Regions from separate parts of the Homo sapiens genome. Here region 2 is linked to region 1. A link is an interaction called in ENCODE POLR2A ChIA-PET data of the cell type or tissue named here. Cell type or tissue: IMR-90. All regions are shown on one strand. Links, peaks and the distances in the headings refer to the core of each region. The heading gives the core; the rest is flanking DNA.

Evidence for each region. ChIA-PET counts read pairs that join two places held together with the same protein. Peaks named below come from ENCODE experiments on the same cell type or tissue, not always from the same donor. Only the 100,000 strongest peaks of a DNase experiment are listed, where the experiment ranks them.
Region 2: POLR2A ChIA-PET joins it to region 1 with 7 read pairs; 2 of 35 experiments call an interaction of 5 or more read pairs at or near these places.

The regions. Positions count from the first base shown.
Region 1 is chr19:12,948,478-12,956,666 of GRCh38, forward strand. RAD23A (RAD23 nucleotide excision repair protein A) reads left to right here. Exons shown (of 9, transcript NM_005053.4): 4 at 20-75; 5 at 209-336; 6 at 604-682; 7 at 798-931; 8 at 4,212-4,376; 9 at 4,459-5,165. The coding sequence ends at 4,572. GADD45GIP1 (GADD45G interacting protein 1) reads right to left here. Exons shown (of 2, transcript NM_052850.4): 2 at 4,642-6,049. The coding sequence ends at 5,731. Among named protein-coding and RNA genes, the nearest start is that of GADD45GIP1, 4.7 kb to the right of the region's middle. RefSeq lists enhancers at 1, 4,030-5,229, 8,073-8,122. In IMR-90, for the core only: no CTCF peak of the experiment used is centred there; a DNase peak (open chromatin) is centred at 4,534; H3K27ac peaks cover 1,800 bases.
Region 2 is chr19:14,300,634-14,304,633 of GRCh38, forward strand. No RefSeq gene overlaps it. Among named protein-coding and RNA genes, the nearest start is that of LINC01842, 31 kb to the right of the region's middle. In IMR-90, for the core only: no CTCF peak of the experiment used is centred there; no DNase peak of the experiment used is centred there; H3K27me3 peaks cover 1,391 bases.

The DNA of each region.
Region 1 (8,189 bases), core at 2,471-6,470:
CTCTCTCTTGAATTTGCAGCTCTGTTCCCTCTTCAGGTAGCAGCGGGCGAGAGGAAGACGCGGCCTCCACGCTAGGTGGGTGGGTGGTCCCCAGGGCAGAGGTGACTGGGTGCCCCAGCCATCAGCTGGGCCTTGTCTGGGTGCGGGAGGGCCTGGGAGCTGCCCTTTCCTCTTCCTGGTGACCTAGGCTTTGCTGCTTCCTCCACAGTGACGGGCTCTGAGTATGAGACGATGCTGACGGAGATCATGTCCATGGGCTATGAGCGAGAGCGGGTCGTGGCCGCCCTGAGAGCCAGCTACAACAACCCCCACCGAGCCGTGGAGTATCTGCTCACGGTGAGGTGGGGCTTCCGCCTCCCGGGGAGGCCTTGAGGGAGTACCCGGGCGTCACTGCCCTGATGGGCGGTTGGGAAGGCAAAACCTGCCCTGAAAAGCCTTTGGGTAGTGATTCTAGCCACTAAAGGCTTCCCACAGGAGGCTGGATGTGAGTGATGGGTGGGCCTCTGGAGGGCAGGGCCGAGGCCTCATCTGTGTCCTGCCAGGGCATGGAGGAGGGTGGCAGCAGGAGGTCTGTGCATTAGAACTAAACAGGACCCCTGACAGGGAATTCCTGGGAGCCCCGAGCCGGAACACGGTTCTGTCCAGGAGAGCCAGGTATCGGAGCAGCCGGCCACGGAAGCAGGTGGGTGTGCACATGCCGCATCTGCCCTCCAGGTACCTGACTCACATTACACTCCACCCCGCAGTGCTCCTAGGAGCCCGGCGTGGTGTCTGACTGCACCCCTTCCTACTACCAGCAGGAGAGAACCCCCTGGAGTTCCTGCGGGACCAGCCCCAGTTCCAGAACATGCGGCAGGTGATTCAGCAGAACCCTGCGCTGCTGCCCGCCCTGCTCCAGCAGCTGGGCCAGGAGAACCCTCAGCTTTTACAGGTGTGGTCCCAAGGGCAGAGGGAGCTAGGGCAGCCACCATTTCCCTTCCCTGTGGGCACCAGAGTCCATAACACGTAGGAATCGTTCTAGGTCCGGAAAGCAGGACTAAGCACATGCTTCCCCCACGCCCCTGTGCTTCCTGTGACCTGGTGACCCCCCTGGTTTCTCAGTCTTCCCAACCACCTTGTAAGGTGTGGGTGCTGTCAACATCACCTCCCACAGAAGAAGACACCGGAAACTTAGAGCAGCCTGTCATTCCCAGGGTCACGCAGCTGGTAGTGTGTGTGTCTGCCTCCTGCCTCGGGGTGGGGTCCTGGGCTGGGGCTCTGGCTTCACATACAGATGGTGCTGCGTAAATGTCTGTAAGGTGGCATGACGTCACCCAGGACAGCTGTGCCCCAGTTGGCTCTGGGACAACTCTGCTCAGTGAGGCTCCATCTTGCCCTTGAAGGTTCACAGGAAGAGTGGGGGAGTGGCCCCCTGGGTGCAAGTAGGTTCCTCTGGGTTCTCGGTGAAGTGCCTACCGGTCTTGGCTCAGGACCCTGCTGTCTGACCCTTCTCCTCTCACTTCTCAGTCCCTTGCCAGCTCCTCCTGGTCGGTCGTGTTCTTCATCTGCACTCAGCCCTCCCTCATAGTGTCCTGGGGCCTTCAGTCTGTATGGGAACCCCCAAATCTATGTAGCCAGCCCAGGCCTCTCTGAATGCCACACTCCATGGCTGGCTTAATTAACTCTCCATCAAAGTGCTCCCTAGACTAGACGTCTAAGACTTAGAACAGACCTCCCCAGTCCTCCCCGATCTCTGCAAGGATTAGCTTGGGGTTGCTTCAGCCCCAGGCCCTGGGGATCTGCTGGGGTCTACCCCTTGTCCTGTCTGCTCTTCCCACTCAGCCCCTCCCTGCACTCCAGCTCTCTGGTAGCCTCTTCCTGGGCCTCTGCCACTGCATAGTCCCACAGTCCACTTTTCAACCATGAGGCAGATGACTAAAAAGCACTTTCTTTTCTTTTTTTTTTTGAGAGGAAATCTCGCTCTGTCGCCCAGGCTGGAGTGCAATGGCGCAATCCCGGCTCACTGCAACCTCCGCCTCCCGGGTTCAAGCGATTCTTTTGCCCCCGCCCGAGTAGCTGGGACTACAGGCGCCCGCCACCACGCCTGACTAATTTTTTGTATTTTTAGTAGAGATGGGATTTCACCCTGTTAGCCAGGATGGTCTCAATCTCCTGACCTAATGATCTGCCCGCCTTGGCCTCCCAAAGTGCTGCAATTACAGGCATGAGCCATCACACCTGGCTGACTGAAAAGCACTTTCTTCTTTAATGTGAAAATGATCAGATGCATACAATGGTAGAGTTATATCAGAGCTTCCAGATACCCAGGTAGGGCACAGTGGCTCATGCCTGTAATCCCAGCACTTTGGGAGGCTAAGGCAGGCAGACCACTTGGTCAGGAGTTTTAGACCAGCCTGGCCAACATGGCAAAAACTCGTCTCTACTATAAATACAAAAAGTAGCTGAGCATGGCGGCAGGCCACTGTAGTCCCAGCTACTCAGGAGGTGGAGGCAGGAGAATCGCTTGAACCCAGGAGGCAGAAATTACAGTGAACCGAGATTGCCCCACTGCACTCCAGCCTGGGTGACAGAGTGAGAGTGTCTCAAAAAGAACAGAAACAAAAATGAACAAATGAACTTCCAGATACCTAAATCCAACACCCAGATGAGTTCACTTTTTTTGGTTTGGGGGCTGGTAGGTGGGAATAGAGACAGGGTCTATGTTGCCCAGGCTGGTTTTGAACTCTTGGGCCCAAGCAGTCCCTCCTGCCTTGCCTCCCAAATTGTTGAGGTTACAGGCGTGAGCCACCACACCCGGCCAAGTTCACCTTTCTAAAAGATCCACAGACCACGTCTTTTCCCATGTAACTGTCACCACCGTGGCTTCCCCCTGCTCTAGAAAATGGGTCTGACTTGGGCCTTCCTCTCTGGTGTCATTGTCTGCCTCCTCCCCCTTCCCTTGTTCGCTGTTTTTTGTTTTTTTTGTTGTTGTTGTTTGTTTGTTTTTGAGATGGAGTTTCGCTCTTGTTGCCCAGGCTGGAGTGCAGTGGCGTGATCTCAGCTCACCGTAACCTCCGCCTCCTGGGTTCAAGAGATTCTCCTGCCTCAGCCCCCAGAGTAGCTGGGATTACAGGCATGTGCCACCACGCCCTGCTAATTTTATATTTTTAGTAGAGATGGGATTTCTCCATGTTGGTCAGGCTGCTCTCAAACTCCTGACCTCAAGTGATCTGCCTGCCTCAGCCTCCCAAAGTACTGGGATTGCAGGCATGAGGCACCGTGCCCAGCCCCATTCACTCTGTTCCTGCTTCTGTTTCTGAGACTTCCCAGATGCATCCACCCTGGGCCTTTGCACTTGCTGTTTGCTTTACCTGGAGGAAACCCTCTGCATCCGCCATACTGCAGGCCTCTCCACCAGCCCTCATCTGCAGTTCCTTCCTAGCCAGACACTTGCAGTTGTCTGGTTCATTTATTGGCTCACTCACTTATTTTTTGAGAGTCTCTTGCCCAGGCTGGAGTGCAGTGGCACAGTCTCGGCTCCCTGCAACCTCTGCCTCCTGTGTTCAAGTGATTCTCCTACCTTAGCCTTCTTGAGTAGATGGGATTACAGGCACGTGCCATCACACCCAGCTAATTTTTGTATTTTAGTAGAGACGGAGTTTCACCATATTGGCCAGGCTGGTCTCGAACTCCAGGCTGGTCTAGAATCACCTGAAGTGATTATAGGTGTGAACCACTGCAGCCAGCCTATTTATGTATTTATTTATTCAAGACAGGGTCTTGCTCTGTTGCCCAGGCTGGAGTTCAGTGGCTTACTGCAGCCTCCGCCTCCTGGGTTCAGTCTTATGCCTCAGCCTGCCAAGTAGCTGGGATTACAGGCGTCTGCCACCACACCTGGCTACTTTTTGTATTCTTAGTAGAGATGGGGGTTCACCATGTTGGCCAGGCTGGACTCGAACTCCTGACCTCAAGTGATCCACCTGCCTCTGCCTCCCAAAGTGCTGGGATTACAGGTGTGAGCCACCGTGCCCGGCTTATTTCTTGGCTCACTTAAAAGCACATCATCAGCTCTTCCAGGGTAGGGCTTGTGTCGACTGCTATGTTGTGTTTGGCCAGAACAGGCTCCTCTGGATATTTGCCTGACTGAATGAAAAAGCAAGGGCTGTGATGACCTGGGGAGAGGAGGGGACCAGGGCTGTGAATTACCTTCCCTTCCCCACCCTCTCCTGCAGCAAATCAGCCGGCACCAGGAGCAGTTCATCCAGATGCTGAACGAGCCCCCTGGGGAGCTGGCGGACATCTCAGATGTGGAGGGGGAGGTGGGCGCCATAGGAGAGGAGGCCCCGCAGATGAACTACATCCAGGTGACGCCGCAGGAGAAAGAAGCTATAGAGAGGGTAAGAGGCCTGGCTGAGGGGTGACTGCAGGTGGGCAGGACCCCTACCCTCTCCTGCTCACACTTAACCTATCTTCCCACAGTTGAAGGCCCTGGGCTTCCCAGAGAGCCTGGTCATCCAGGCCTATTTCGCGTGTGAAAAAAATGAGAACTTGGCTGCCAACTTCCTCCTGAGTCAGAACTTTGATGACGAGTGATGCCAGGAAGCCAGGCCACCGAAGCCCCCACCCTACCCTTATTCCATGAAAGTTTTATAAAAGAAAAAATATATATATATTCATGTTTATTTAAGAAATGGAAAAAAAAATCAAAAATCTTAAAAAAACAAGCAAACAGTCCAGCTTCCTGTCCTCCTAAAGTGGCCCCTGTTCCCATCTCCCGGGCCAGACAGCTGTCCCCCCGTCCTCCTCCCCAGCCCAGCCTGCTCAGAGAAGCTGGCAGGACTGGGAGGCGACAGATGGGCCCCTCTTGGCCTCTGTCCCAGCTCTCTGCAGCCAGACGGAAAGGCGGCTGCTTGCCTCTCCATCCTCCGAAAAACCCCTGAGGACCCCCCCCCATCCTCTTCTAGGATGAGGGGAAGCTGGAGCCCCAACTTTGATCCTCCATTGGAGTGGCCCAAATCTTTCCATCTAGGGCAAGTCCTGAAAGGCCCAAGGCCCCCTCCCCAGTCTGGCCTTGGCCTCCAGCCTGGAGAAGGGCTAACATCAGCTCATTGTCAAGGCCACCCCCACCCCAGAACAGAACCGTGTCTCTGATAAAGGTTTTGAAGTGAATAAAGTTTTAAAAACTAGCCCTATGGTCTGTGCCTGCTGGGGCTCCCCGCGCCCACCTGTCTGGGTCTTGGGGGGCTGGCTGGGCACAGGCAGGCATGGTGACGGGTGCCTGGAAGGGGGAGAGGAGTCTGTGAGTCCCTGCAGATTGAGGCTTCCGGTGTCTCCTCCCCCAGTGTGTCATTTCCAGGCAGTGGACCCCAGCCCAACGTTACAAGGACTGCTTCTCCCCGGCCCCCACCATCATCACCACAGTCTGTTTTGGCTATACTTCCCCCCCCACCAGCCTTGTAATTGGCTAATTACTGGAGATGAATGTTGGTAAACAGAAGCCTTCTTCTCTTCTGCCATCTGCTTCTCCATTATTTGCCCATTGTACACCCCCCTTTTCCTCCCACTGAAGCCCCAGTTAGTCAGCAGGGCCTAGAGTCCCTGTCCCCTTTTGAGTACAGCCAAGTGGGGGATTCCCCAGCTCTTAAGTATTGGGGGAGGAACCAGGGGACCCAGAGAGGCACACCTTGAGAGGACGCAGATCTCTTCAGGGGTACTGCCAGGTAGCAGGCTTTATTGGGAAGGGACAAAGCCTCAGGAGCTGGGTGCCCCAGAGGCTGCTGGGTCTTGAGCCACAGCTGCAGCCAATGCAGCAGCTCGCGCCTCCTTCTTCCGTTTCTGTTTTTCCTCCTTGAGGCGCTTGCGCTCCTTCTTCTCTAGGTCCTGGAGCAGCTCCTGGAAGCGGGCACTCCTTGGGTCCACCTGGTAGCCCAGGAGCTCCTGGGCCTCAGCCTGCAGTCGGGCCCTCCTCTCCTTGTCAGCCTGGGCCTTCTCCCAGTTCTCCCGCTGCTGCTGCTGCCAGTTCACAATCATCTGTGGCATCTTGGCCATGCACTCTGCGATGTGCTGCTCCCTGCAGGGGAGGGAGAGTGGGCTGTGACACTGGCACTCAGCCAGGGCAGAGCCCACCCACCCATATCTCACCCATAGGCCTTTGCCCACGAGCCTGCCTCCTCAACTCCCCCAGTAGATTAACTGTCAGGAAAAGCCCTTGACAAGTGAAGAAACAGGAAGAGATGATGAGAAAGTTACCTGTGCATGAATTTGATCACAAGGGCATGTCAAGCCCCAGTAAACCCCAGGTGCCAAAGCCAAATCAGCATTTCACTGAGCTGCCTACTGAGCAAGCCAAGTGCCACTCCCATGGATAATTTCACACCTTTATTTCATAGACATTGCTGAGCACTTCCTGTACAGAGGCCAGGCCCAATTCTAGGCACAGGAGTGAAAGCAAGAAAGACATTTCCCACCAATCCTTGAGTTTGTAGCTACCAGTCACAGCCCCATTTTTTTCTTTTAAGTTCAGGGGTACAAGTGCAGGTTTGTTACGTAGGTAAACTTGTGTCATGGGGTTTTTTTGTACAGATTTATTTCATCACTCAGGTATTAAACCTAGTACCTAGAGGTCATTTTTCCTGATCCTCTCCCTCCACCCTCCAAAAAGCCCTAGTGTGTGTTGCTCCCCTGTGTGTCCATGTGTTCTCATCATTTAGCTCCCACTTACAAGTGAGAACACGTTGTATTTGGTTTTCTGTTCCTGTGTTAGTTTGCTAGGGATGATAGCCTCCAGCTCCCGTCGTGTCCCTGCAAAGGACATGATCTCGTTCTTTTTTATGACAGCCTCATTTAAGGATTAGAAAAGTAAAAGAATTAAGCCCTATAATGGTCATCTGGCTGAGGAGGGGCAGAAACAGGAGTCCCTGCTCCATGATTCCCTGCCTGGGTGATCAGACGCATGACTTCACTTCACCAAGCCTCAGTTTCCTCATCTCTAAAATTAGGGCAATCCCTTCTTCCTCTTAAGGCTATTAGGAAAACAAGAAGATTAAACACCAGGAACACACTTGACCTACCCCCTTCACGCTCCAGGATGTGGCATTATCTATAAGAGATGCCCCTGGTCTGGCCCGACGCGGTGGCTCACGCCTGTAATCCTAGCACTTTGGGAGGCCGAGGCAGATGGATCACCTGAGGTCAGGAGTTTGAGACCAGCCTGGCCAATATGGCGAAACCCCATCTCTACTAAAAATACAAAAAATGAGCCGGGTGTGGTGGTGGGCGCTTGTAATCCCAGCTACTCGGGAGGCTGAAGCAGGAGAATCTCTTGATCCTGGGAGGCAGAGGTTGCAGTGAGCTGAGATTGCACTCCAGCCTGGGCAACAAGAGCAAAACTCTGCCTCAAAACAACAACAACAACAACAACAAAAAGATGCCCCTGGTCCTTCAGACCTGCCTCTGTATCTGACCTCTGCCCTCTTGGTTCCAGGACCCATCACCTTCCTGCCCTCACCTTTTCCCCAGCCACACTGGCTTCCTGGCTGTTCTTTAAGGCATATCGTATCTCAGGGCATTTGCCCCAGCTGTTCCCTTTACCAGAAACTTTCTACCCAAGAGATCGCCCCATAGCTAAGTCTGGTTATTCAGGTCTTTGCTTAAACATCACCTCCTCAGAGAGGCCTGAGGCTTCCCAAACCAAAGCTGCCCTCAGGCACACACTCTTCACTCTTTTACCTTCCTACTAGTCGGCTGTCACCATTGGTATTATCTTGCCTGTCAGCTGTCGCCATCTGATATTAAGGGCCCTTTTGGGGCCTGCCTCGGCCTCCCAAATAACTGGGATTACAGGCACGAGCCACCGCCCCCGGCCTGGGACAGGGTCTTGCACACGGTATGCGCTCAGTAAAGACTTGGTGGTGATGGCCGGACGTGATGGCTCACACCTGTAATCCCGGCACTTTGGGAGGCTGAGGCAGGTGGATCACTTGAAGTAAGGAGTTTGAGACCAGCCTGGCCAACATGGTGGAACCCCGTCTCTACTAAAACTACAAAAATTTGCCGGGCGTGGTGGTGCACGCCTGTAATCCCAGCTACACCGGAGGCTAAGGCGGGAGAATCGCTTGAACCGGGGAGGCGGAGGTTGCAGTGAGCCAAGATCTTGCGACTGCACTCCAGCCTGGGCAACAGAGCGAGACTCTTGTCTCCAAAAAACAAAC
Region 2 (4,000 bases), core at 1-4,000, 1.3 Mb after region 1:
ATGGATATAAATATGAGTGAATACAGCAGCACCTCTGAGCTGCTACTCTGGGCACACTGCCTTTTGGGTAGCCCTGATTCTTCACTAAATTTTCTGTTTAACACCACCAGCTCTCCCTTGAATTCCTTTTTGGGTGAATCTAAGAACCCTCCAGGGCTAAGCCCTAATTTTTTTTTTTTTCTTCAGACTGAATCTCGCTCTGTAGCTCAGGCTGCTGGAGTGTAGTGGTTCGATCTCAGCTCACTGCAACCTCTGCCTCCTGGGTTCAAGCAATTCTCCTGCCTCAGCCTCCCCGAGTAGCTGGGATTACAGGCACATGCCATCAAGCCCAGATAATTTTTGTATTTTTAGTAGAGATGGGATATTGCCATGTTGGCCAGGCTGGTCTTGAACTCCTGACCTCAGGTGATCCACCCACCATGGCCTCCTGAGGTGCTGGGATTTCAGGCATTAGCCGCTGCACCTGGCTTTTTTTTTTTTTTTTTTTTGAGAAGGGGTCTTCGACACCCAGGCTGGAATGCAGAGGTGCAGTCTCGACTCTCTGCAGCCTCGACCTCTGGGTGTCAGATGATCCTCCCATTTCAACCTCCCAAGTAGCCAGGAGTACAGGTCTGTGCCACTACACCCGCCTAATTTTTGTAATTTTTGTAGAGATGGGATCTTGCTATGTTGCCCAGGCTGGTATCGAACTCCTGGGTCCAAATGATCCACCCGCCTCGCATCCCAAGGTGCTGGGACTACAGGCATGAGTCACCCACCCAGCCTAAGCCCCAATTTTGGGGGCCTGCTTATTCCTGCATCAGGAGGAGCACTGGAGGCCAGGAGTTTGAGACCCCAACCTGGGAAACATATTGAGACCTTATCTCTACAAAAAAAGAAAAAGAAAAAAATTAGCTGGGTGTGGTGGCACACACCTGTGTCCCAGCTACTCAGGAGGCTGAGGTGGGAGGATCACTTGAGCCCAGGAGGTCAAAGCTGCAGTGAGCCATGATCATGCCACTGCACTCCAGCTTGGGTGACAGAGTGAGACCCCCACCTCTAAAAATAAAAATAGAGCAAATAGGTCTGGGCTGGAGGCAGCCCAAGGGTCCCCTGGTTTCATCACTTTCCGTCCATCTTCCCAAACGCATCACCTTGGCAAGCACACAGCAGGCAGGCCAGACAGATGCGCCCGGTAAAAATACAAGAAGCTAACTGGGCACGGTGGCTCACACCTATAATCCCAGCACTTTGGGAGGCTGAGGTGGGTGGATCATGAGGTCAGGAGTTCGAGACTAGCCTGGCCAACATGGTGAAACCCCATCTTTACTAAAAATACAAAAACACAAAAATTAGCTGGGCGTGGTGGTGTGTGCCTCTAATCCCAGCTACTCGGGAGGCTGACACAGGAGAACTGGTTGAACCCAGGAGGCGGAGGTTGTAGTGAGCCGAGATCGCACCACTGCACTCCCAGCCTGGGCGACAGAGTGAGACCCCATGTCTACAAAAAATAATTCTAAAAATTAGTCGTGTGTGGTGTCGTGCAACTGTAGTCCCAACTACTCAGGGGGCTGAGGTGGGAGGATCACTTGAACCCAGGAGTTTGAGGCTGCAGTGAGCTGTGATCACACCAGTGCACTCCTGCCTGGGCAACAGAGAGAGATCTCATCTCTAAAAAAAGAAAAAAGGAGCCAGGCACGGTGGCTCACAGCTGAAGTCCCAGCACTTTGGGTGGCCGAGCTGGGTGGATCACCTGAGGTCAGGAGTTCGAGACCAGCCTGGCTACATGGTGAAACTCCGTCTCTACTAAAAATACAAAAAAAAAGTAGCCAGGTGTGGTGGCACATGCCTGTAGTCCCAGCTACTCAGGAGGCTGAGGCAGGAGAATGGCATGAACCCGGGAGGTGGAGGTTGCAGTGAGCTGAGATCAAGCCACTGCACTCCAGCCTGGGCGACAGAGCAAGACTCTGTCAAGAAAAAGAAAGGGAAAGGAAAGGAAGGGAAAGGAAGGGGAGGGGAGAGGACAGGAGGGGATGGGAGTGGAGGGGAGGGGAGGGGAGGGGGAGAGAAAGAAAAGAAAGAAAGAAAGGAAAGGGAAGGAAGAAAAGAGAGAGACAGAAGGAAAGCAAAAGAAAGAGAAAGAATAGTAATAAAAGGGACCAGGTGTCTGAAGGCTGAGTTGCAGGGTGCCCCATTGCTGAAGAACTGCTTCCAGAATGCAGCTGTGTAAGTCTGCCAGTGTGGCCAGTGTGGCTGGGTGCAAGCTCTTCAGGGTCCCAGGCTACACACAAGCGATTTTACTTTATTTCTAAAATGGACTAACTCGGTTTGAAACTTAACCCAACTCACTCACAAAAGGAATGTTCTCTCATGGCCATGAATGCAAAACCACCACGAGTGGCCACAAACAAGTATAAAATAGACAAAATGAGGCTTGGTGCAGTAGCCCATGCCTATAATCCCAGCACTCGGGGAGGCTGAGGGTGGAGGATCGCTTGAGCTCAGGAGTTCAAGCCCAGCCAGGGCAACATAGCAAAACCCCATCTCTACAAAAATTAGCCGGGCATGGTGGCATGTACCTGTAGTCCCAGCTACTTGAGAGGCTGAGGTGGGAGGATCACCTGAGCCTAAGAGACAGAGGTTGCAGTGAGCTGAGATTGTGCCACCACACTCCAGCCTGGGTGACAGAGCCGAGACTTTGTCTCAAAAAAAAAAGAAATGAAAAATAAAAATAATGAAAGTGCAAAGAGTATCATGACATTCTCCCTATACTTTGTCAAGACTGTAAGGCTGGGACCAGCTCTTTTGGCTAAAAAAAAAAAAAAAAAAAAAAAAAATTGGATTGGGAAGCATCGGAGGGGCGTGAAAATCATGCTAGCTAGCACCTCTCTAAGAATTGCTTTTTTTTTTTTTTTTTTTGAGACAGAGTCTCACTCTGTCACCCAGGCTGGAGTGAAATAGTGCAATCTCCTTGCAACCTTCACTTTCTAGATTCAAGCAATTCTCCTGCCTCAGCCTCGTAAGTAGCTGAGATTACAGGCATGTGCCACCACGCCTCACTAATTCTTGTATTTTTAGTAGAGGGGGTTTCACCATGTTGGCGAAACTGGTCTTAAACCCCTGACCTCAGGTGATCCCCCTGCCTCGGCGTCTCAAAGTGCTGGGATTACAGGTGTGAGCCACCAGGCCCAGCCTGAGACTTGCTTTTTTTGAGGGATTAGAGGGATTGATAGTTCAGTAAAGGAAGTCACTTTCTCACTAGTGATTCTGTGGTACTGAACCCAGGGCCTGGTACCCAGGGGGCAAGTGGGCGAGTGGATGTTCCGGGTCACCCAGCCAGCCAGGGGAGGAGCTGATTCTAGATCTTCCCTTATCTCTCTGCTGTTTAAACCCTTTTTGCTCCTTCCAATGGGAAACAGGGAAGGGGGAGGCTGTGGGATTGGAACAGAAAGCGTCCTGGACTCCAGAGGCCCTGAGCAGCCATTCCCCTCCCTGGGCCTCAGTTTTCTCATCTATAAAATGGGTAGCTGCAGACTAGAGAGACAATTTGTAAAGTTCTGCTGTGTTAGTCAGGGTTCTCCAGAGAAACAGAATCCACAGGCGTGAGAGAAACACACAAAGAGAGAGACAGAGAGAGACTTATTTGTTTTTTAGAGGCAGTGTCTCTTTTTCTTTTTTTCCTTTTTTTTTTTTTTTGAGACGGAATTTCGCTGTGTCACCCAGGCTGGAGCGCAATGGCGCGATCTGGGCTCACTGCAACCTCTGCCTCGTGGGTTCAAGCAATTCTCCTGCTTCAGCCTCCCAAGTAGCTGGGATTAAAGGCACACGCTACCATGCCCAACTAATTTTTGTATTTTTAGTAGAGACAGGGTTTCACCATGTTGGCCAGGCTGGTCTCGAACTCCTGATCTCAGGTGATCTGCCTGCCTCGGCCTCCTAAAGTGGTGGCTCATGCCTGGCCTTCATTTTCTTTCTAATTTTTTTTTTAAATTTTAATTAGACAGGATCTCCCTCTGTCACC